2 separate regions of the Mus musculus genome follow, and region 1 is linked to region 2. The links are chromatin loops, found by intact Hi-C in ENCODE. Cell type or tissue: left cerebral cortex. All regions are shown on one strand. Links, peaks and the distances in the headings refer to the core of each region. The heading gives the core; the rest is flanking DNA. Region 1 has its middle 32 kb from the start of Gm7538. Region 2 has its middle 48 kb from the start of Gm7538.

What was found. Hi-C counts contacts between places; a loop is a spot of excess contacts. Peaks named below come from ENCODE experiments on the same cell type or tissue, not always from the same donor. Only the 100,000 strongest peaks of a DNase experiment are listed, where the experiment ranks them.
Region 1: it touches region 2 in a loop (2.4-fold over the local background); 2 of 42 quality-filtered maps call a loop at or near these places.

What each region holds. Positions count from the first base shown.
Region 1 is chr5:119,161,273-119,174,058 of GRCm38, reverse strand. No RefSeq gene overlaps it. Among named protein-coding and RNA genes, the nearest start is that of Gm7538, 32 kb to the left of the region's middle. In left cerebral cortex, for the core only: no CTCF peak of the experiment used is centred there; DNase peaks (open chromatin) are centred at 6,129 and 7,086.
Region 2 is chr5:119,242,004-119,254,789 of GRCm38, reverse strand. No RefSeq gene overlaps it. Among named protein-coding and RNA genes, the nearest start is that of Gm7538, 48 kb to the right of the region's middle. In left cerebral cortex, for the core only: no CTCF peak of the experiment used is centred there; DNase peaks (open chromatin) are centred at 5,436, 7,650 and 8,200; H3K4me3 peaks cover 431 bases; H3K27ac peaks cover 1,147 bases.

The DNA of each region.
Region 1 (12,786 bases), core at 4,905-9,904, 80 kb after region 2:
TAAGTAAGTGTGCAATGCCCAGTGTTCACGGGGGAAAGAACACCACTCCAATTTATTCAGTACCTGATATAAGAATACTTGAAAGAAATGTAGTAAAAAAAGCTTATTAATATGAACCCATTGTTCCTTAAGCAAAGTACAGTGTTTACTGAATCCCTTCAGCAGCCAATGGATGAAGAGAAAAGGGATTTCTTCATTCCTCACCACTGAAGACCGAGCATCACCTGTGTAACGTCCTCTGCCCTGCCCGTTCTTCCCCCAACCCCCGAAACCCCGCCCCCGCCCCAGTCACTCACCACTCCAAACACCCAGAGACACCCTGGCCCTTTTCTATTTTTGCTTCAAAATAGAAAAGCTCACCAAGGCCTTCGCTATCTGCTTTCTTTGCGGAGGTTTCCAAGCGAGGGTCTTATCTTCAAGTCTACGATCCATTCGCACTCCTGGAGGTTTTATGAGATCACGCACTTGTATAAACTCATGAAATCACATGCATTCGACATGGCAAGGTTTGTCCATCTGGTATTCCACGTTGGCCGGACCTCAGGGGAGCTCTTAATAAACAATGGAATCTGGAAAGATTGTCTACAAAGGAGGGGGAAAACACAGACATTCTCCGTTCTTATCAGTGTAGTCATTTGCAGTCAGTCATCCCTAGGCCTGAGTCTTGGTTCAATATTTGTTCACTTTTAACCGGTCCATTTTTTTTTTCAGTGATTCTGCCCTAATTACTTATCCTTAAAGTATGAAAGTGGTGTCAGCTGAGGACAATCCCTGCCACTACTGAAGTGACTTGGGGGTGGCATAAGACATGTGTGAATCCTCCCATGTCTCAGAGTTAAACAAGGAGAAATCTGCTGACGTGTTCTTACTTATCAGATAATCTTGAATTTTGATACAGGGGGATGCTGATCTCAGTAGGGTAGTGTGTATGTGTATATGTCTGTGTGTGTAGTGTGTGTGGGGTATGTGTGGTGTGTATGTAGTATGTTTGTGTGCTGTGCATGTGTCTCTGTGTGTTGTATGTGTGTGCTGTATGTGTGTGTGTCTGTATGTGTGGTATGTCTGTGGATCTGGGGTGTGTGTGTAGTGTGTGTGTTGTATGTAGTGTGTCATGTGTGAGGTGTGTGTGGGTGTGCTCTGCATGTGTCTGTGTATTGTATGTGTGTGTTGTATATGTTTGTGTGTTATATATGTACGTGTCTATAACTGTGTGTCTGTGTGTGTGCTATGCCTGTAAATTCGGTGTGTGTGTTATGCAGTGTGTCCTGTGTATGGTGTGTGTGTGTAGTATGTATAGTGTGTGTGGTGTGTGTATGTCTGTATGTGGTATGTATGTCTGTGTATGTGTTATGTCTATGTTTTTTGTGGCCTATAATGTGTTGTATGTGTATGTGATGTGTGTGTATGTGTTGTGTGTGTATGTCTGTGTGTGGTGTGATGTGTGTATATGTGGTATGTGTGTGTTGCATATATGTATATGATGTGTATATTGGTATCTGTATGTGTGTGTTGTATATGTTGTGTTTGGGGGTGTATGGTGTGTGTGTGTGTGTGTGTGTGTGTGTGTGTGTGTGTGTGTATGTAGCATCTACAAAGTATGTTAAGTATGTTATGGATTCTCACTCTTGTTCACAGCCCAGGCCTCCACTGCTTCCGAATATCAGTGAGAAGAAGCCCTGATTTAGGGAGCCATTCCTTGAACATGTTCTAGATCACAGGAATTGGATACCAAGACATCTCTCGAGTAGACTTCTACTGCTAAAAGCAAGCTGAAGAGCACCAAGACAAACTCAGTGATAAAAAAAAAAGCAATAATAATTTGTTCCCTTGTGGAACTCAATACAACTATTTTCAAGTTTAATGAGGGAAAATGGGCTGTAAACATTTTCATTTTTTTCCCTTGAATTATTTATTTTTTCCCTCTGTCACTGAACTGAACACCAATCTTGTAGAGTTTGAGTTTATTAAAGACTAAGAGTCCTTTTCTCCCAGCTCAGTGTCCCTCTCCTCAGGCAAAACCCTAGCCTGCTTTCACCTGCTGAGGTGTCCAAGGATGATTTGATAAAAATCTGTCTGTTTTCAATCCCAGCATTTCAAAGACTACAGACATTCCTGGATCCCATATGTCTCAGGATACACCACACCATGCGTAGATTCACATAAATCAGTGGCTTTCAACCCTTGGTTACATCCAAAGCTCCTGGGAGCTTTTATAAAAATCTAGACTCCCAGGCCAAGTGCCAGGTCTACAGAATTAGAAACCTCAGAGGAATTTCCTGCTTGGTTAAGGGACACAGCACAGGACTGACTTTCTCAGCCTTTGTCCTGAAGTCCATCATAGCCAATGCCACCATCTTCACAGGTTGGACACCAGACTTGGTCACCTTCCACTGAGTGACCTGCAGGGAGGGGTGTTGAGGAACCTCTGCCTTCAGGCACAAGTGTTTCAAGGTCAGCATATACTTCTGAGCATAATAGTGGCTTCTGGCTCCTGGTTACCTGCTACTGAAGGTGGCTGGTGCTCTGAGGGAGGAAAGTGTGGGAGTCCTGGAACAGCATCTCCCAAATGCATTTGTGCTGGGGAGAATTTCATTATGGAGCTTGGAGTTCTGAAGCCAAGTTAAGGACTTCAATGTGTATGAGCATGTTTGTGCATGAACATGCATGCATGTGTGTGCATGAACATGCATGTGCATGAGCATGTATGTGCAAGAGCATGTATGCATACATGTGCATGAGCATGAACATGTATTCATATATGTGCATGAACATGTATTCATATACGGCATGAGCATGTATGTGCATGAGCATGCGTATGCATATGTGCATTTGTGCATGTGTGTACATATAGTTAATAGTTTGTTAAACAGGTGTCCTGGTTAGGGTTATTACTGCTGGGTTGAATCACCACAACCAAAGAAACTTGGGAAGGAAAGGCTATATTTGGCTTTTGCTTCTATATCACTGTTCATCACCAAAGGAAGTCAGGACAGGAACCCAAGCAAAGCAAGGACCTGAAGGCAGGAGCTGATGCAGAGACCATTGCTCCTCATGGCTTGCTCAGCCTTCTTTCTTATAGAACCCAGGGTCACCAGCCCAGGGATGGCTCCACCCACAATGGCTGGACCTTCCTCCATCAATATTCTATAGGCTTTCCTACAGCCTGATCTTATAGATGCATTTTCTCAATTGAGGCTCCCTCCTCTCTGATGACTCTAACTTGTGTCAAGTCAACATAAAGCTAGCCAACACGATGAATGTATATGCACACATGTGTATATCTATGTGAAGGTCAGAGGTCAGCCTCAGGGATCTTCCTTGGTCCTTTTTCATGGTGTGTCTTGAGACAGGGTTTCTCTCTCACTGAACCTGAAGCTCATTGGCCAATAAGCCCCAGAGATCCTATTGTCTCTACCTCTCCCACCCTGGAATTACAGGTTCCCTTCTACTGTACATGGATGTTTACAGTAATGCTGGGGAACCAAATTTGAATCTTCATGTTTGTGCGGCAAGCATTTGACCAACAAAACCATGGCCCCAGCCCAAGTTCAGGATTCTAAGAGCCACCAGGTACTTGGACTCTGAAAAGTCCATCTTGAAGTTGAGAAGGCTGTGTTCTCTGCATCCTTTGTCTGGATTGGGCAATGGCATCTTTCATAGTTGACCATTCTTATCAGTATCTGAAAAATGTATTTTAGCAGACGGTCAAACAACTAGGCAGTAGAATAAACGTTCCACACCCCTCTCCCTTTTGTACAGCTTAGAAGGAAGCAGAGGAAGAGAGGATGCGAGGCAGAGAAGGAGCGCGGGGACTGCACAGGTTGGCCAAGGGATTTAACAGCCTGATGGTAATCAGAGAACCTGAGTGTAATTGCTCGTGTTGTTTCTGAAAGCGTCCCAGCCAGCCTGGTGGTCTGACATCCTAATTAGTTAATGGGCACAGGAGGGTTTTACATGTTTAGAAATGAAGGCTTATTGGGTCAGCACTCCGAGATACTGGCATGTTTTCATAAATTGACGTTTCCTTCCAAGACAAGAAGTCTCAAACTTGAACACGTGTCAGAATCCCCCCTGGGGGGCTGATTAAAACACAGCTCACTGGGCCTCACTCCCCAAGTGTCTGGTACAGCAGGTCTGGAGTGGGGACCTAGCATTGACATTATAATGAATATTTGTTCTGAGTGCTGCTGCTGGTGGTGGTGGTGGTCTAGAGGCCTAAGATGGATAGCGAATTCTCTCGGGGAACAGCAATGGAAGAGAAGGATCGAACAGGGATGGCAGAGAAGCCAAGGGGACCAAAAGAAGGGAATTACCACTTGGGAAATGGGGAGAGATGACAAGGAGACAAGAACGTGTTGGGGGCCATGGGGGACAGAGAGGCAAGGAGTGAGAAGGGAAAGCAGGGGTTGATACAGGAGCTTAAATGGTTGCATTCTTGTTTGAAAAGAGGTGACGGCCAAAGAGAAGAAAAGGGCAGGGCAAGGCTGAGCATCCAGTGATGGTTGAACACACAGTGTTGGTAACAGGACAGTGAGCCTTGTGCACCTGTCACTCTCCACCCCCGCGCCCACCGAAAGCACGATGCATGTGAAGTTTCATTTCCCACACAGCTGCACACGCCATTCTTTCAGGTTCTGGCTTCCACTGCTCACTTGCTCTGTGATTCCCTGTTCCCTTCCTCTTAACTAGCTAGCAGCCCCTGGCTTGCTTATTTTGCCAAGAAACCCAAAGCACTCAGGGCGCCTTGATTTTCATCTCTAATATTTAGATTGCCTGATAAAAAAGTAAAGATCCACTAGGTATAAACATGCTTGTAAGAATACTATGGGATGTTTTTGCGCACGCGAGTGTGTGTGTGTGTGTGTGTGTGTGTGTGTGTGTGTGTGTGTGTGCATGGCACTGTACATATGCAGAGATCAGAGAACAACTTGTAAGAGCCAGTTCTGGTTCTCTGCTTCCACCGTGTGGGTCCTAGGGATTGAACTCAGGACATCAGACTTGGTGGCAAGCACCTTTAGCTGCTGAGCCATATTGCCGTCCCAAACGCTATAGACTTTTACAGATTTATTTTTACATCAAATCCACTTTGGTTCTAATTGCTTCCGAAGCTAGGCCACCTCTTGGGACTGTTGACATTATGGTGGTGTGTGTGTGACTTTCCAGATATCTAGAGTTCTTATATTCATACATATTCATCGAAGATTATTTGAAACAAAATTAGGCTGTGTGATTCTTATTGTATCAGGACTTGATGGTTCATTAATCGGATGTCATTTGCATTTCTGTGTGGACTGGGATTCTGGCCTGTGGTTGTGCCTCATTACTGAGTACTCCTCTTCTGGTAGTTTCAGAATCAAATCTCCATTGGTCAATAACGGATGAGCGATCTTGTAGTTTGGTCAATAATGGATCTTGTAGTCCGAGTTCTACCCCAATTACAAGCAGCGTGGATCAAAACATCTACGCTCTTCTGGGTGCTAATTTTGAAAATGTGCGCTATAACAGACATGAAATGAAAAAAGGCCCTACCTACTCTGCCCTTGACAATTCTGTTCTGTCCTGTTTATAATTTTTCGATGCTTGAGAAGGATCTTGACTCGTTTTCCTTGTGGTTTTTTTGTTTGGATTTTGTTTTGGAGTTGACTGGTGAAACCCAGGGCCTTCCACGGGTTAAGCACTGCTCTCTGCAGAGCAAGGTCCTCACCCATCCCACTGATATTTCCTTTCTACCGGGTCCTAGGGGTGGTGCTAAAACTTGAAAATATCATAATCATCGCTCTCTCCCCCTGTGTCTTTTAGGGGGAGATTGTCCTAAAAGGTAACAAGAGCATCAGGGCGGGAATTCAAAGACCAAGTTCTCACTCAGCTCTCCCTCCCCGTGATAGGAAAACACCAGTTTCCCCAGCTAAAGGGAATTGCATCTGAGCTTGGTTTCTCTGCTCTCTTTGCACTCTGGTGCACGCCGCTGTTTTCCGTGAGCCCTCCCCCCCCCAAGCCTGTATAACTTACGGTCCACACCACGTGGTCACCCGCACCCCACCCAGCTTCCCATGACTCAGTCCCCCACACTCATCCCTGAGTCATGAGAGAATGGAACGGCTTAGTAAAGCCGGGCACGCAGCCAGAGAGCGACAGAACGTGTCCAGAAAAATCAGGGATTCTCTTTTCTGCCAGAGAGGCACGGGTGGACACAGTCGATTCTTCGTGGCTGGGCTGGAGGACTTTCTGAATGCTGGCTGCCGGGGAGTGGGGGTGAGGGCGTTCCTCCCTGTGCTTGGCAGCCATTGGGAACAGGCTTGTTATTCAGCAAGCAAAGGAACTAACAGCCGAACTACCATGGGACCGACCATGGCGAACTTTCCTCCTATGTCTCCTTGAGATACCTTGCCAGGGTTTGCATGAGAAGATTCCCCCAGGGGGTCCATGGGTTTGAACACTCAGTCCCCAGTAAGCGGCGCTGTTTGGGGGAGGTGGCGGAGCCTAACTGGCACCACAGGGGCACAGGGATAGGTCTAGAGGTTTATGGTCCAGACCTGCTTCCTGGCCTAGCTCTTGGCACCCCCACCAGCTACTGACATGCAACCAGGCACTTGCCTTGCTGAGACAGTGGACTGGATGCCCTGAAGCGCGAGTCAAAATAAACGTCTGTTTTTAAGTCATGTATCTGATCATTGCGACTGCAACAGACATCTTCATTATAAGCCAGCCGTTTTCTCTCCCTGACTAATAGAAACTGAATTTGTTGAGCAGTCAGTGTGTTTCAGGCTCTATCCTTGGCACTTGGAGTATCTTATTCCATTCGGTCCTCAGACAACCCCTTGATAGACACTGCTGTCATATTTATTGTAAAGTGGAGAAACTGAGTCTCAGGGAGGCAGTCAAAGTACATTGCCACATATTTAAGAGAGGGTGATCTTCTGGCTTTGTGTATAACTGTGATAAGCATGGAATAAAAGTGTCTAGTGGATATTAATAACCCTCAGTTATATGAATATGCAAATGATTCTGATACCACGCTCCTACCAGGAGCTGTCCAAAAGTGAGTGATTTAAAACTGTGAATGTCTGTTATCTTACACCTTCTGTTGGTCAGGACTGTGGGAGTAGCATCGCTGCGGTTCTGTCTCATTGGCTCACATGATCAGGAGTGTAGCCATCTCATTGAAGGGTTCAACTGGGCATAAGTCCATTTCCAAGCTTTTCTGTGAGGTGGTGTCGGGAAGAACCAGCAACTCTCTGTGTGGGTCTTTCTTCTTCTAAAGCAGCTTCAATAGGTCAATAGAGAGGGAAAGAGGAAGAGGGAGATGGAGGGAGGGAGGGGAAGAAACAGGAGAAGGAGAGGGGAGAGGAAAGGAGATCTTGATGGGAACAAAGGAAGGAAGAAAGGGAGAGAAGATGGGAAAGAGAGAGACATTGCTGTAACTGTGTTGCCTAACTCAAAAGTGATACTCTTTTGAGTGTCTTCTTTTGGCTTCTGCCAAAAGTATCTTCTGCTGGATGCTATTGGTCCTACAAACCAGCCCTGGGAGAAAGTGAAGTGCATCCCATCCCTATAGGATCACCCAGAGTCACCTTGGAGGCTGGCACCATGGGAAACATCATCGTCACCCAGCAAACCTTTGAGGACACAGAAGTCCAAGGACCCATTTTTCATTCCCTGTCTCCAGACACCCTCCCAACCAAAGTCCAATGGAGAAGATGGCACCTCTCCAAAACATGAGGAAATTTTAATAGTGATCCTGCCTATCAATATCACCCTATACATTTTGTTCTCATTGACTTCTTGTTCTCAACAAATAAGCAGGTTTCATTGTCCCATTCTTTGCTATCCCGGACTGAAGATGTGTGCCTTCTACTCTGCCCTCTCCATCACCCAAAATGTGTCCCTCTGCTCCATCCTTGCCACAGTTCCTGTAGACTTAGGTGACTTGTGCTTGCCTGGATATCGGGTTTCACTTGGGCTTGGCCAATGGGAGTCACAAGTCAAGACTGAGAAATTCTGGGGCACCCATGCCTCCACAGCCTCTGTCTCTGTACCTTCTTTCCAGAGGTGGTTATGCCCACCATGTCTACTCCTCTTGTAGGCAATGACCCAGGACCATGATCAAGTTCTCACTGGACCCTGGGAATTCCACTTCCTCTCATCGTCTCTGCATCTCCATGCTCCAGGGAGGGTCATTAGAAGTCCCTGAATGTCTCATCTATTTCTAGTTCTCCAACCCACTGACACCTCCGTAAATAATAACTCCCTGTAAAACATCTCTCCTTTTAACCATCCAAACAGAATTCTTTTCTCTGTTGGGATCCACCCCCGGAGTGGACTTTGATTCCCAGGCCTCTGCTCCTTTGCACTTCATGAGTCAATCCTTCAACTATATGTCAGGGTAGATGAGGGCAGAAGGCTCATTTCGGAGACTTCAGAAGCTCATTGGGAACCAAGTCCCTTTGAGTTATGCGGCCCTGGACTGACCTGTCGCCCACGAGTAGACTTTCAATTCCGGAGACAGTTTAGACATTTTTTGGTAAGAAAGCAAGAGTATGACCTATCTGAGATGCTTGAGTACCAGGATTTGAAAAGTTATTGCAGACCGCCCCCACTATGCTCCCTCCTTCCCCAACCCATCAGGACTTGTTTTTTGGGACATTCCATGCTGTGTATATCTGCCTGTTTCATACAAGGTCTTTATAAGACTCTCCACTTCCCTTCTCGATTTCTGTGGAAACATCATAGAGCAAATCCAGGCATTTGTTTGTGATAACCTGTGGGAGAAGAGAGAAAACAAAGCTGAAGAGATTTCGGAAATCTGCAACTCACATTTACCCCAAGAGCCGCCCCTGTGTGCTGGTTGATCCTCTGGGTCCCTAAGCAAGTCCCTGCTAGTAAGGGGCTCTGGAGGGAGACTGGACAGCAAGCACCATATAGCCCAGGACAGAGAGGGCAGAGGCCAGGCCTTGACTTTAGGTCTATCTCAGTCAGTCACCACTGCATTTCTTCTGAGGCAGGAACTCTCACTGAATCCTGAGGTCACTGGTTAAGGAACTTTAGGGATCCATCTGTCCCCACATACCATCCCTGGGGTTACAGATGCCTGCCACTCTCCCCAGTTTCTATGTGGGTGCTGAAGACCTGAACTCAGTCCTCTTTCCTGCAGGGCAAGCATAATCAACTGAACTACCCACGTACTCCAGTCCTTGCCTTTGTTTTCAAACATGATGACATCATTTTATCAGCCAGTTTAACTACACTCAAGCTCCATTAATACAGTAGTGCATATTAGAAATTGATTGGACTTAATTTTTATGATTCCATTCTCTCTCTCTCTCTCCACCCCCTTCCTAAACCATAGTGAATCAGAGTGAAGGACTACCTTCCCATGGATCATGATCCAAAGATAGCCAATCATTCAGGACGCTTGGCTTTCGCTTATTCGTAAGCACAGATGTCCCTTATGAGAGTCTCTGAAAGAAAGACAAAGAATGAGGAGGAAAAAAAAATCTAACAAAACTGCCTCCAAGCTACAGGAAAAAAAAATCTCTTTCTAGTTCTTAAGAAGGAATAGGGGGAAAATTCCTTCTCTTCCTCACATTGACAAATCCCTGCTCTCAGAGCCTGGAGTTAGGACACAGGCCATTACCCCAACCACAGCTACCACTCAAGCCAGAGAGAGCCAGGGGTTGTCTGCTGCTCTTGCTTTCCTGGGCCTATCATGCTGTAGTTACAGATGCACACACTCAGGGAGGAGGGGCTCTCAGGTTGCGGCAGGGGTGGAGCCTGCTCTTTGTATTGATGGACAGCCTTGTATTCACTTATTTGTCTTGTCATAGTAAAAATATAACAGATCCATCCTGAAAAAAGACGCCTGCACAGGATAGAAATTCTGATCACTACAGATAGACATGTATGTACATATATGTATCTATCTGTACATTTGGATATATGCACAGTTATCAGTGTTTTCTATTGCTCTAATAAAACACTAGCCAAAATGCAACTAGGAGGCAAAGAGTTAATTTGGCTTACAGGTTGCAGTTCACTATGAAGGGCCATCAGAGCAGAAGCTAAAGGTAGAAACTGAAGCAGAAGCTTACAGGTTTCTGCTTTACAAGAAACCCTGCTTACCACCATATTCCCCATGGCTGGCTCATTTTGTTTTTGTTTTTGTTTTTTATACTGATGAGGACCACCTGCCCAGGGTTGGCACCACCCACAGTGGGCTGGGCTCTCCCTCATCAATCATCAATCAAGAAAATACCCCCACAGACATACTTACAGGCTAGTCTAAAGGGGCATTTTTCTCAATTCAGGTTACTCTTCCTAGATGACCCTCGTTTGTGTCAAGTTGATAAAAACTCAACCAGGACAGTGCATGTGTGTGTGTGTGTATGTGTGGGTGTATATGTGTGCATATATGTGCATGTGTGCATATGTGATTGTATATCTGAGTATATATGTATATGTACATGTACACATATCTATGCATGTATGCACGCATGTATAAACATATGTACACACACAGAGGATGTCAGGAATGCCTGTCCTCAGGGGAGTAAGACAAAGTTGAAACATGCAAGAGTTGAAATGGAAGCCACAGAATGGGTTGGGGGGGGGGGACATCTGGATGCTATTCACATTCATGTGTGTGCCAGTGCACATGTGTTCATGTGTGTGTGTGTGTGTGTGTGTGTGTGTGTGCACGTGCGCACACGCATGTCCACATGCACGAATGGACTTGTATGTACACTTGCATGTGTGCACATATGGACAACCAGAATTTCTGCTCCTCAGAGAATTTCTGCTCCTCAGGCTCCGACTATTTCTTTTCTTCAAACAGAATCTCTCGCTACTCTGGAACTCACCAAGGCTGACTGACTGGTGAGCCCCAGAGAGTCATCCTCCTGCCTCGACCTCCCCAGTGCTGGGATTACAAGCACCTGCCTTTATGCCTGTTTGGCTTTTTAAAGGTGGGCCCTAGGGTTTGAACTCAGGTCCTCATATGCAAGACAAGCCTTGACCAAGTAAGCTGTCTTTCCCAGCTCCTGGATTAAACTCTTATGAACAAGTCATATGTAAATGAAACCCTTTCAAAGACTCCTCTATACAACCCATGGATTTCTGTGCTCAAAACAAGAAACAGACATAGTGGAATGGTTTGTATATGCTCAGCCCAGGGAGTGGCACTGTTTGGAGGTGTGGCCTTGTTGGAGTGGGTGTGGCCTTATTGGAGTAGGTGTGTCACTGTGGATGTGGCCTTTGAGACCCTCATCCTAGCTGCCTGGGAGCCTTCAGATGAAAATATAGAACTCTCAGCAACTCCTAAGTCAGCCCCAATCAAACCTCCTTATAAGAGTTGCCTTGGTCATGGTGTCTGTTCACAGCAGTAAAAACATGAACTAAGACACATAGTAATTTTGTTGTTGTTATTGCTGTTGTTGTTGTTGTTTGAGTGCAAAAGGGCTCAAGTCCATAAACAGAGAAAGCAGACAAGAAGTGCCAGTCTGTGAAATGGCTGTCTCTACCTTCTGTGCACACATACAAGCACACACACAGCTTCCTCTCTGGGAGGCAAGAGAGAGAAGGGGTGAGCCTGGCAGCCTGGAGCCTTGGGCTGATGTCGAACGAAGCCAGGGCGCTAACACTAATGAATTCTGATGATTCGGAGTGGTCATTAAACTAATAAGCCTATTTCAAATTAGCACAGGGGCGGCAGCCAGCCTTCATTTAATGAAGCCGCCTTCATTATTTTAGACACGGCACACTTGTGAAAGTGACTGCAGGAGACAGGCCCGGACCCTCATCTGATGATTTTATCACTTGCCTGCCGGAGCGTGAGGGAATCGGTGTGATGAAGTTGCTCTCTTGGTTTCTCCTGCCGGAAGGGAATTCTACACAATGCCTTGTCTTTTGCATCAGCTTTTTGTGGTTTGTCGTGACTTACTATTTTGACTTAATTCTTAAAATTGTAGTAGTTGATTTAAAAAAAAAAAGGTCTTTATTTTTGTTGTTGTTGTTGTTGTCTTTGTTGTTGTATTGTGACCTTTGTGACCTGTGTTGTGTTGACCCGTGAGGTCAATGCCGAGTGTCTTCCAGAGTTACTCTCCCCCCAATAGATGGAGACAGGGTTTGTCACTTGAACCCAGAGCCTGATCGTTTGGATGAGAGTCTACACAAGGCAGCTTACTCTAGGGACCCCCCTGTCTGAAATTCCTAGCCATTGGGATTACAGGCAGATCACCACACCCACTCAATATGTATGTAGATGCAGGGGATCCAAACCCCAGTCATCACGCTTGTGTGCCATGTGATTTCCTAGATAAGCCCTCTCCCTAGCACATAGTCAGCATCCTTGACAGACTTTCTCTGGTCTGGTTCCATCCATAGTCTGTGCTCCCCATTGCCTCCACTCATTCCTACCCAAGGTGGATCTCTTTGCTCAGCAACTCTTGAGCTGAGAACTCTGACTTCAAGGGGACAGCCAACTGCATTCTTTGATGTCACTTACCACTCTCCCCTTCTGTGCTGGTTTTTCTTTCCCGGTAGCTTGTTCTTACCCATGGCGTCATTGGCCTGGATCCTGTGTCCATGAACTTGCCTAGTTTTGGCATTGGAAGTCCCACGTCCTGGAACCTCCTGGGTCTCAGGCATCTGAGACCATTGCTCATCATATCAGAGACTCAGAGTCTCCCCCCCCCCCCAGCATGGAGCCTGTTTCCCAGGTGTCCCTCTGCCTTAAATTAGAGTTATGAGTAAAGGATAAAATGTGTTTTCTATAAACCTTTCTCTCTCTTA
Region 2 (12,786 bases), core at 5,155-10,154:
TAAGAGCACTGACTGTTCTTCCAGAAGCGCTGAGTTCAATTCCCAGCAACCACATGGTGGCTCACAACCATCTGTAATGGGATCTGATGCCCTCTTCTGCTGTGTCTGAAGACAGCAACGGTGTACTCACATATATAAAATAAATAAATATTTTAAAAAAATCAATAGGCAGTAATGGATGAGGAAAAAACATATATATATATATATATATATATATATATATATATATATATTTTTAGAGAGAAAAATGACTGAAAGAAAACACTCTCAGCAATTGGGGAAGGGAGGGCTGTTTTGTGCCTTTGGACGGGAGGACTCTCAGTGATAAGTTTGCAGTAACCACAGAGATAAATTCTTCCACCCAGCCTTCCTGCCATTGAAACACCCTAAGATGGGGCTGGAGAGATGGCTCAGCATTTAAGAGTGCATGGTGTTCTTGCAGAGGACCCCCGTTCATTTCCAGAACCTATGTCAGGCAGTTGTTCAGGCTCCAGGGGGATCTAACGGCCCCTTTTGGACTCTGTAGCTACTGCATGCTAGCTCTCTCATCCACAATTTTAAAACAAAAATAAATCTAAAAACGAAAAAAAAAAACCCACCCAAAGAGGGAGCCAGAAATAGTAGTGCATGCTATTTGGCACATTGAAGGTAAAGACAGGAGGACCAGGGGTTCAACGCCATCCTCAGCTACATTGTGAGTTTGAAGGTATCCTGGGCTACATGAAACCCATTTTACATACACACACACATAAAGCAAAACAACAACAAAATCAAAACAGAACCAGAATTCCCAGGAGGAAACCACTACAGTCATAGACTCTCCCTGATCCTTAGCTGTCCATCAGTATCTTTTCATGTGACCTTCTCATGATTTGGATGGCCGTGTCCCCCAACAGGCTCATACATTTGAATTCCTGGTCCCTGTGGGTGAAACTGTTTGGGAAGGACTAGGAGGTGTGACCTCGTTGAAGGAGATGTCCCTAGGGACAGACTTAGAGGTTTCAAAAGCTCATGCTATTTCTGTGCGCTCTCTCTCTCTCTCTCTCTCTCTCTCTCTCTCTCTCTCTCTCTCTCTCTCTCTCTCTCTCTCTCTCTCTCTCTCTTGCCATGCCTGACTGTCTGCTGCTGTGGTCCCCATGATGGTCATGGACCCTACTACCCTCTAGAAACAGGAGTGCATGTCCTTGGTCATGGTGTATCTTCAAAGCAATAGAAAAGTAACTGAGACAATGGGGCTGCAAGCAGGGCTGAGCATCCCGAGAATAAGCTATGCATTAGAGTACACGAGTGACCTCAACCCCTCTCCTTTCCCATACGGTTTTGACTGTGAGTGTCACAACTGCCCCACTGAATGCTGCAAAGAATCTTCCCACCTCCACTGAACGTGAGCGGGCTCTGTGGTTTGTTCTGGCTACCAGGGTGCAACTCAGGGGATGAGTGGCAGTTCGGAGCCTTGGCTTCAAGCCTGGCTCCGTTGCATTTACTCCTGGAACTCAACCAGGGTAATAACAAGACCGAGTGCCCTGCTAGAGGGAACCAGAACATGCACAGGAAGGATGGGCACCAGCTGAGGCGTCCTAGGTGAGCTGGCACCAGCTACCCCCAGAGCTACCCGTAAACACCTGAGTCCAGCCAAGCCTGGAAGGAATCCTAGCTGAGCTTAGCTGGAATCAATGACTCAAAGAATCTGTAAGTGATGGGGTTTTTCAGCCAGTAAGTTTGGGAGATATTTGTTACACAGCCAAAGCTAGCTTGCACACATTCAGCGGGGAATCACTCCTGGATTAAATAAATGTGCCCTTGAGAAGTTAATAGTTTGCAACTTTAGGGCATCAGGCATGTAACAACCTTCAACAAGCCGCACAGGTATCTGTCAGTCAGGATAAGATGAGGAAATCTCTCCTAACTACGCTAATGTTGGCAAGATGGGTCCATCAGTTAACTGTTAGCTGCATAAGTGTGTGGAACTGAGTTCGGATTCCCATCAACCACACGCAAAGCCAAGTGCAGCACGAGTGTATGTATGTGTGTAATCTCGGAACTGGAGAGGCAGAGGGAGCGGAGCCCTGGGCTCCACTGGCCAGCCAGTCTAGTCAACAGTGATCTCAGATTTAGTGAGTGATTTAGTGTCAAAATACGAAGTAGTGAGAGATTGAGGAAGATATCTAAGTTGACTTCTGACCTGTACACACATGCATACACACATCATGACATACAACATAGAGGAGACACAGCATATACACAGAGAGCATACATACCACACACAACATATACATATAATAGACACATCACACTACATACAACATATACCACACACACACAGAGCACACACACCAAACATACACCCAGAGCACACACATTGCACACAGCATACACACACAGCATATACTCAACACAACATATAATATATACACCACACACACCACACATACCACACACACACTACACTCACAAACACACCACACACACCACACAGACATATAACACAAACACACCACACACACACATACCACACACACACTATACTCACAAACACACCACACACACCACACAGACATATAACACAAACACACCACACACACACACATACCACACACACACTACACTCACAAACACACCACACAGACATATAACACAAACACACCACACACACACACATACCACACACACCACATACTACACAGACATATAACACAAACACACTACACACACACACATATACCACACACACACACACACACAAACACACACCTGACTTCCCAGCCCTCTGTGGAGCCACCTTCCCAGCCTTCATCTGACTTACCAGGCTTCTTTTCCATTAGCAGCTCAGAGCATGGGTCTGATCCGTTCCTGAATGCTGAATCCACCTGGACCCACAGTAGCCTCATGGGACAGGACAGGAAGAGAGCAAGAACAGATGATCGAGCAGCAGGGGCTGGATTTGGGGCTGGGGGAAGGAACGGGAACTTGGCAAAGATGAAAGAGGCAGGGGGCCTCAAGAAGCAGCCGGCCAGTTGCAGAAAGCCAGATTGGGAAGGAAGTGTTTACTGCCCCTGAAGTCAGGACCTGACCACAGCACTGCCATCTTGTAAAAAGGCTTTTATTTGTCTTTTTTTGATCGTGAGAGTCCTGGGAGGGAACCATTAAAGGAACAGAGCCAGGGCAGCTCTGGAGGCAGGCATGCGCCTGTGTGCCTGTTTGCTTGGCTTCCTTCTGGCCCACACCCCCACTTTTTTACAAGGGCCAACTGGGTTGCAAGGTTAAAGCCCGAGGGGGACCCACTGGTGTTGTGGAACTTTTTTACAAAGTGAGAGGATCAAAGCAGTTAGCAAAGGGCGAGAGACCAGGCCTGCCAGAGAGAGAAGCCAGTGGCCTAGAGCCTCAGACACACACACACTGTCTGCCTCAGCCCTGCTGTGCATGTCTCCTGGGGTCACCGGGAGGCAGTCCACTGTATGGAGCAAAAGGCTTTGGGGAATCTCTTCCCACTGGGCAGGCACAAGGCTGGAAACAGAAAACATAGGTCTGGGAATCTCTAGGTATCAAAACAAAAGGATGAGGGGTCAGTACGCTGGCTTAGCAGGTTCTGTGAGTTCGGTTCCCATCACGTGCTAGAAGGAGACCGGCTCCCAAAAGTTGACCTCTGACCCCTCTCACCACACTGCACAGTGGACACAGGCACAGACACTTAAGCAAAGTATATATACATATCAACAATATCAACAGTGGGGCTGAGGGAAGAGGAGGTATGGATCTTAATTATTTTTTAAGCTTGAGACATTTCCTGATGTTTTCCAGCATGGATTTGGAAGAAGAGTGAAGGAACCAGGTACATACAAAGCCAGTCACCTGGCCCTAAGGCAGGGCGGGAGAACCAGGCGTCAGCCAAAGAGTGCTTCATCAATGAGTCTAAACCCAAGGGTCGCATATCAGACAGTTACACTGTAATTCAATGCAGCAACAAAATCACAGTTATGAAGTAGCAACAAAATAACTTTATGGTTGGGGGGGGGGGTTGCCACAACACAAGGAACTGTATTAAAGGGTGGGGGCATTAAGGAGGTTGGGACCATTTCTGTTAAATGATCTGTGAACCCACACCCCCTTGCACATCAGCTCCTCATCCCTCCTCCCTTTCCTCCTCCCTCCCCTTCCTTCCATCCCTCCCTCCCTCCCTCCCTTCCTCCCTTCCTCCTTCCCTCCCTTCCTTCTTCCCCTCTCTCCTTTCCTCCTCCCCTCGCCCCTCCCTCCCCCTCTCCTTCTTCCATCCCTCCTTTCCTCCCTCCCTCATTCCTTCCCTCCCTTCCCTTCCCTTCCCCCTTCCCTCCTTCTCTCCCTCCCTCCTTCCCTTCCTCTACTTTCTCTTACTCTACCCAGAACATCTGGGTTTGTTCTGGTGAATTTGGAAGGCAGAATGATGGCCCCAAAAGGTGTCTGACCTTTGAGTGTGTTGCCTTCCTGTTGCATTTTAAGGTCCTTAAGTCAGAGGAGAGATCATGCTGATATCAGGGCAGGACCCATCTGATCCCTCGTGGCCTTAGGTCAGCAGATCCCATCCAAGAGCCCCAGATGTGCATGGAACCTCCCTGTAGGCTTTCTTACAGTTTCCTCTAGACTCCATCCTGGTCAGTGCCGCCTCAAAGTAGTTTCCAATAGAATAGTGATTTCCATTTTTTTCCTTTTTAGGTGTTTATTTGGGTAAAGAATAAATTATGGTAAAAACTATTAGTAACTCATAAAATAGACTTTATGGGCTAGTAACTGGTATTTAAATGCCCAGGGTTTGGGGAAATAAACGGGACTGGAGTTTTCGAAAGGGCCCTATTTCGAGCTTCAAAAAAGCCAATATTTTAATAAATATTTGCATATGTTATATCAAGCTTCTTAATTAGGGGCAAGGCAAACTGGCCTTTCACTCTTAGGTTGGTTGCTCATTTCTCAGCAGGCCATTGGCACGGAACAAGAAGGGAAGAAAGTGTCCCAAGTAGTCTTGTACCGTGGTGAGCCTTTGAACTGTGCGCCGTGGGGCAAACGCCCTGACATCTCTAAGCCTCCATGTCTATAGCTGTAAAAGAGCCAAGAGAAGCCCTCCCTGGAACAGCAAAAGATGAAACATGGTGCTTTCTGAAAAGAAGGTGGCAGTCAAGACTGTCACCGCGTTTCTCACCCAGATGCCCACCAGTGGCCAAGCACCCCCAGTGTTGTCAGAGCTCTGCCTAGAGGGAGTCCTGGGCAGACAGTGTCCAGGCCTGCCAGACCTGGGCTGGTCTCTGTCACCCTGACATGCTGAGAGAAAGGAATCCACAGAGGCATGAGAGGCTGGGTAGCCTGGCTGGTCTCTGCAAAAGCTCTGGCTCCACTCAAAGCTGGGACTCAAAAAACGAAGTGTTCCCTGTATGGGAACAGAGTAATGGAAGGCTTCCCAGCCCTGAGGAAGGGAGGCAGTTTCCAGAGCACAAAGCCAGAGGGAAAGAGAGGGCACCCCCACCCTTCACCCCAAGCAAAGGCAGCTGTTTATGTCCCCAGCTAGGCTCTAAAGACAATTGGATAGACTTGGGTGTTTCTGCCAGGCGCTGGCTGTACAGCTGCGGCTGAGACATCCTCCTTCTTTGGTCTAGCCGAAGCCAGCCAGCATTTACTAAGGCTGTTTCTCTTAGCACCCCATGAGCAGTGAGTCTGTGAGACCCTGGCTCAATATTCCCGTGCTCAGATACAAATCTGAGGCAGAGAGATTAGCAGCTGCCCATGTTCCACACAACTCTTCCTCTTCAGCATCCCACCGGGGTGGGGTGGGGTGGGGAGGAGGGGCTTTCTCTCCTGAGTGTCATCTTGGTGTATCCCTCACAGCCCTTCCTCTTGTGGATGACGGTCCATGCCCTGGGAAGAGTGTGGAGGGAGCAGTGGGTGGATGATGCTCAACCTCACTAGGAACTTTAGGCATCCCATCCTCCAGCTGTGCCTTCTCCCCTGACACGGATGGGTGGGGCTGTTGGGAGTGGAGTTGGGATGCTGGCTGCAGAGAAAACCTTCACTCTGAGCTTTGGACTCCGTGCACTGCTCTGGCTCCACTACCTGTGTCCGTTGTTGTTTGTTTGTTTGTTTGCTTGCTTGCTTTGTTTTATTTTGTTTTCTGAGCCATCTAGTCTTCACGGTGACAGCCACAATCAGGGCTGACTCTATCTCTAGTTTACTTTGTGTGTGTGTGTGTGTGTGTGTGTTTACATGTCTCCTGTGTCTCCTCCATGTAGAGACAAGAGAGCAGCTTCAGATATCATTCCTCAGAAGTCATCCACCTTGATTTTATTGGAGGTGGGGGTTAGGGTCTCCCACTGACCTGGAACTCACCAATAAGTAGAGATTGGCTGGCCAGGAATCTACCCGTCTCCACCTCCCTGATGCTGGGATTACAAGCCTGTGTGACTGTGCCTGATTTTGTTTTTACATGAACTCTGTGGGCTGAACTCGGGTGGCAGTGCTTGTAATGCAAGTGTTTTCTGATGGAGCTGTCTCCCTCACACCTCCTTTTTTTGCCTATAACTTGCTGTCCTACTGAGACCCAAGTGCTACCTGTCCACCCTGGGTGACAAATCTAAGCCAGGATTTAAAAATTATGTTTTTGTGCTCTGTGGGGGGGGGCGCGATATGGTGTATGTATGTATGTATGTATGTATGTATGTATGTATGTATGTATGTATGGTATATATGTGGTGTATGTGTGGTGTGTGGTGTGTCTATGTGTGTGGTGTGCATATGTGTATGTGGTGTGTTTGGTATGTCTATGTGTGTGTATGTATTTGTGTATTGTATGTGTGGTATATTTATGGTATGAGGTGTATCTGTGTGTGTGTATGTGAGTGTGTGGTATGTGTGTGTGTGTATATGGTATATGTGTGTGATATGTCTATGTGTATGGTGCGTGTATGTGCTCTGGCCAAGGTTCAAGAACAGAAGTCAGAAGACAACATAGGACAGTCAGTTCTCACTTTTTATCAAGTAATCAAGTAGGTCCTGGGAATTGAACTTAGTTCATCCGGCTTGATCACAAGCCTCTTTATCTACTGAGCCAACTAGCTCGTCCTTGGCCATGTGTGTTTGTTTGTCTTAATCATGACACCAAGAAAAATAACTCTCCTCTCTAGGAACCTGTCATTTCAGAGCTCCCCTCTGCCATGTGGGTGATGCCTCTTTCAAGTCTGGGTGGGCAGCATCTAGTTGGTCCCTCTGCTCACCATAGCGCTCAAACCAGGGAAGCTAGGTAGAAATCATACGTTAAAAAGGTTGTGGATCTGCTTAGATTAAAAACGAGGGTGAATTTATGTCCTAGTCGATCAAGAGACTGTGTGACCTTGGACGGAAATCGCTGCCTCATGTAGACTTTCTTTTTTTTTTTTTTTTCATCATGTAGACTTTCAACTGAACTCCGAGAAGAACTTCCGGTGAGTGGGAAGAAACACCGAGCCTCTCTGTGGAGCACTCTAGAACATTATCGGATGAGGTTAAATCGGGGTGCTGGTGGAAACAAGGGGATAACAGTATGGAGAACTCCCCTCCGTGTCCGCAGGCCCCAGAAATCCCTCTGAAGCTCCAGGCAGAAGCTGCTGGCCCTCCTACCCACTCCCTCCCACTTTTTCTTCGCAGCTGTCTCTGTGTTTCAGAGTCCACATCTCTGCCAGGGACTCTATTTTGGGATTTGTGGGAACCAGCAGCTTTTAGCAAATAGGAAGTCCCAGTGAGCTGGTCCCCCGTCCTGCCCCCCTCCCCCTCCCGGTCTCCCAGTCCACTTGGAGGGCAGAAGAGGAACAAACAGGCTGTCCTAAGCTTAGCCCTCAGGGCATGTGCGAGCTGGAGGGTGCCCAGCCTGGTCCCAGAGAGTCCTCATAGCTGGCGGACCGAATCCCTGACTACTCTGCCACCGTAAGGCAGGGCGGTGCCCAGCGGACCAATCGGGGGCTGCATATTCCCCAGGGAGCTGGGTTTTTCTCTGCAAATTACTACCAAGTTCCTGCCACATCCAGTCTCTGCACAGAGGCGGGTGGCAGGCTAGGTCCCGACACTCCAAGAAACACACCAGCCAAGTGCCATAGCGGTGAGAGACCCTGTCCTTAGGATCAGGACACAGGGGCTTTAAGTGGAGTGGCTCAGGAGCCTTAGGTATGTACATGGCTGGGTTAACATGCAGGTGGGTGTCACACTCTCCAGTGGTGTGGTTATGTGTCAATGTGGATTCGTGTGACATGTGGATTTTTCGATCTCCTATGCGCAGCTAGCTGTCTCAGAGGGTGCACGGGTGACCCGCCTGTATTTTCACAGTGACCCAGATGCTTATGCGTCTTTTCACTGTGTTATGAGGAATACCTTTTAATTTGGCCCAACCAATTTGTGGGTCATTGTGTAAATCCAGAAAAAAGACAGGTAAGATAGTAAAGGCCTGTGAGTTCAACACTCAGGAGGCTAAGGCAGGAGGATCAGGCATTGGAAGATTAGCCTGGGCTATGTAGCGAGACTCTGTGTCCAAAAGGGGGAAAAAAAACAAGAAACATATGTATATATGTATATATGTATATATGTATATATGTATATATGTATATATGTATATATGTATATATGTATATATGTATATATGTATATATGTATATATGTATATATGTATATATGTATATATGTATATATGTATATATGTATATATGTATATATGTATATATGTATATATGTATATATGTATATATGTATATATGTATATATGTATATATGTATATATGTATATATGTATATATGTATATATGTATATATGTATATATGTATATATGTATATATGTATATATGTATATATGTATATATGTATATATGTATATATGTATATATGTATATATGTATATATGTATATATGTATATATGTATATATGTATATATGTATATATGTATATATGTATATATGTATATATGTATATATGTATGTATGTATGTATGTATGTATGTATATATGTATATATGTATGTATGTATATATGTATGTATGTATGTATGTATGTATGTATATATGTATGTATGTATATATGTATATATGTATATATGTATATATGTATATATGTATGTATGTATGTATGTATATATGTATATATGTATGTATGTATATATGTATGTATGTATGTATGTATGTATATATGTATGTATGTATATATGTATATATGTATGTATGTATATATGTATGTATGTATATATGTATGTATATATGTATGTATGTATATATGTATATATGTATATATGTATATATGTATGTATGTATGTATGTATGTATATATGTATATATGTATATATGTATATATGTATATAATCTGTATATGTTACCCATGCAAATAAAAACTAGAAAACAGAGATTCAGCAGGCCTATATTATATATGTTATACACAGCATCATAACTATGACAACAGAAGAGAAGTAAGCCATAATTATAACTAACATCTGTGCAATATATATACTGTCCACAAACATGGGGGAGTAAATCTCCCACTAGGAAGTATCTGCCCCATATGTGCTTTCTAGCTGTTTTTGTTTTTTAATTAAAATGCATGAGTTCCACACACAAAAGCAAGTACATTGTCAGTATTAGTCACCTCTGAATATTTCATATCAGTCAAACAGAGGTGTGGCTCTGGGTATGGTGCTGCACACCTTCAATCCCAGCGCTCGGGAGGCAGAGGCAGGGGGAATCTTTGTGAGTTCGAGGCCAGACTGCCTGGTCTAACAGAGTGAGTTCTAGGACAGCCAGGGCTCGATAGAGAGACTCTGTTACAAGACAGACAAAGGCAAGATGTAAAATTATGCCTGTATACAATACACATATATACATAAACTACGGACGAGTGAATGTTTGACCATGCTTCAAACTTTTCTAAGAGCAGGGTCATAAATCAAGCCCAGTGTCCCATTCCCCGCAGCAGGGACATCCGGTGGATTCTGTTTCATAGGCTTTTTTATTATATATAATGAGCCACCCTTGTCTGCAGATAGATTACCGCAGCTATATGGCGTCTCATTTCCTAGGTAACACGTAGATAATCTGACCCATAGCCCTCTGCGGGCTGTTCATTTATGTTCATTGCAAACAAAACCGTAGTCCACATACTTTAGCGCGATCCAAGAAGCAGAATTTGTGGGCCAAAGGGTGTTCTTGTGTGGATGGTTTTCAACACCCATGTAGTGGCAGATATTAACAAGAGAGACTTTTCTATTTCCTGTGGCAAAAAAACCTAACTGAAGGAGGGAGGGTTTTTTTCTTGGCTCCTGGTTTGAGAAGGTTCCATTCATTGCAATGGAGACTCCACAGCAGAGTTCAAAGCCACAGCAGTGTGTGGCCAGGGCTCCTCAGTCTCCATAGGTCAGAAACAGATCTCAGGCCTGCCAGTCCTGCCCCAAACGGTCCTACCTCTGCCATACCCCGCCATGTCTAAAAGATTCGACAACCTCCCAGAACAGTGGCATCAGCTGAGGAGTCACAGGGGATAGTCCACAAACAGTTCATGGTGATATACGATTAGCTATGGACAGACAAAAGAAGGAGCAGAATCGCAAGGCTCCAGGTTTACCTGCAGCCTCTCAAGATGTCCAAGGACTCCGGAGGGAAGACAGAGCTTGGTTGCCTTGGGAAGTGACTTGCTACTATTGTTTATGCCAGCATCTCTCTGGGAAGCATCATCCTCTCCGGGCAATGGAATCTTCGGTTCCATCCTCCCAGGGAGGAGAGACGACTGCAGGACTCAGGTGTGGCGCCTTGAATCCGAGCATCATCCGTCAGAGCCTCCTAAGTAGCTCATAGGCCTAATGTGTGAACATTGATTTCTGGGGTGACAGGGAAGCCAGAATGATTTACATCCAATTTCCCATCGATGATATACCATTGATCTCCGAGAGCACTGAAATATTTACTAGGGACAGCAATTCTCGGCCAGGATCTGTCAGCTGGAGGATGAGGCATGCTGGGAAGGATGCGGGATAAGAATAAGATCTCTGGGAATAAGGTCTGAGCTATCCCGGGCCATAGGAGCTGGGAAACCATACGCGGCACCAGGCTGGGTGTGGGGAGGAGAGTGGGACTCTGAGGATTTCCTCTTGATCTCAATAAATGGTGCCCAGGTCACCTCTTCAAAGTGGCTGGCTGCCTCAGAGGGTGCATCTCCCTCATAAGATGCCTTGTCATGCTTAGCCATGTCACACAACTGGGTCTCTCTTACATTTATTCAGGTGCTATTCACACACAGAAAAGTCACACACACTTTTAAGGATGCCTCTGGATGACCCAGAACCACAGTGGGACTCTAAAATTGTGTTCGCCCACAGGTGTGTCCAGCACTGGGGATGTGGAGACTGGAGAGTCCCCGGAACTCCACCCTCATCTGAGTGGGTAAGCGCTGTATTCTTAGACTCTGTCTCAGAAACCAAGATGGAGAGAGAGAAAGAAAGACATCGACTGCCAACATCCAGCCTCCATATGTGCAAGCACATACATGTGAACCCATGAACACGTATGTAAACATGCAAAAACCCATACACAATTAAGAAAAAGATCCATGTGCACTCAGCCCTTACATACAGAGCTGAGTTGCATACTCACACATGCGTGTACACACACACACACACACACACACACACACACACACACACACACACACACAATCTAAACACACCAGAGGTTTCTATCCCATGAAAGCATGTGCTATAGCTATGCTATGACTTCTCATTGGGTTGCTGGTTCAGGAATTCCTCCTCACTTTGCTTTGCCCAGCTCAGAAGTTTCTGGAACTTACCTGTCCTAAAACAAAGTTGCCACCAGAACTCTCCTTTCCTGTTCGGAATTTTCCAGTGCGCATGGTCCCATCATGTCACCGACACTCTATTCTCATTGGAAACACCTGGGGACCCTGGTGTACCTCAGAGACTCTACAGACTGGGGCTGATGAGATCTGAGGCTTGCCAGCCTCATGGCAGCCTGGCCAGTGTCAGTAGCAAATGTTTTGTTTATGAGTAAGATCTCACCTCCCTTTAGGATTTCTCTCCTCTGTAGAGAACTCTCTCCTTTGTCCTCATGCTGACCCCTGTTCACACCTCTGCTGAAAGTCCAGCTTCTTTCCCTTGTTTCTACACCAATCTCCTAGAGACCAGAGACCTGCTGGACTGCTAACAGCAGTGCTATAGTGCTAATTAAAACGGAAGTGCCGCCATTACTGTTTGTATGCTCCAAGCTAGTACAGAGGAGCTGTCAATCAACATAGGAACACCAGGACCAGGAGCTCCTCCAGGGCCATTGTGAACCACCTGATTTGCAGATGTTGAGAGCTCACAATGGCCCCACAGTGACTTTCTAGCCCACTGAGGGAAGGGGCCAGCCTGTCAATCAACCTTGGCTCACACTTCCCAGATTACAACATCAAGTGATGCTTAGAATAAGCTCATTTAAGTTCATTTGGTCACTGATCTTCAGCACATATGACTCTGACACATATGACTCTTGAGAAAGGAAAGATAGCCCTGTGGGGTGGTTCGTGTCTGTATAATGCTCAGGAGGCTAAGGCAGGAGGATTGCTGTGAGTTCATGGCCAGCATGGGTGTATAGCAGTTAGGGGTCTAGAGTGAGATGTTTGTCGTTTAAAAGGCTAATGGCAATTGATCGTTGCTGGTAGAGGGAGAGCCTGTGTGGTCCTTGGTAGTCTATCATGCTCTACCCAAGGCATGGCGCCACATCCAAGAGTATTCGGGTAGCATCAATTGGATGCTATGGTGTATGTGTGTATGT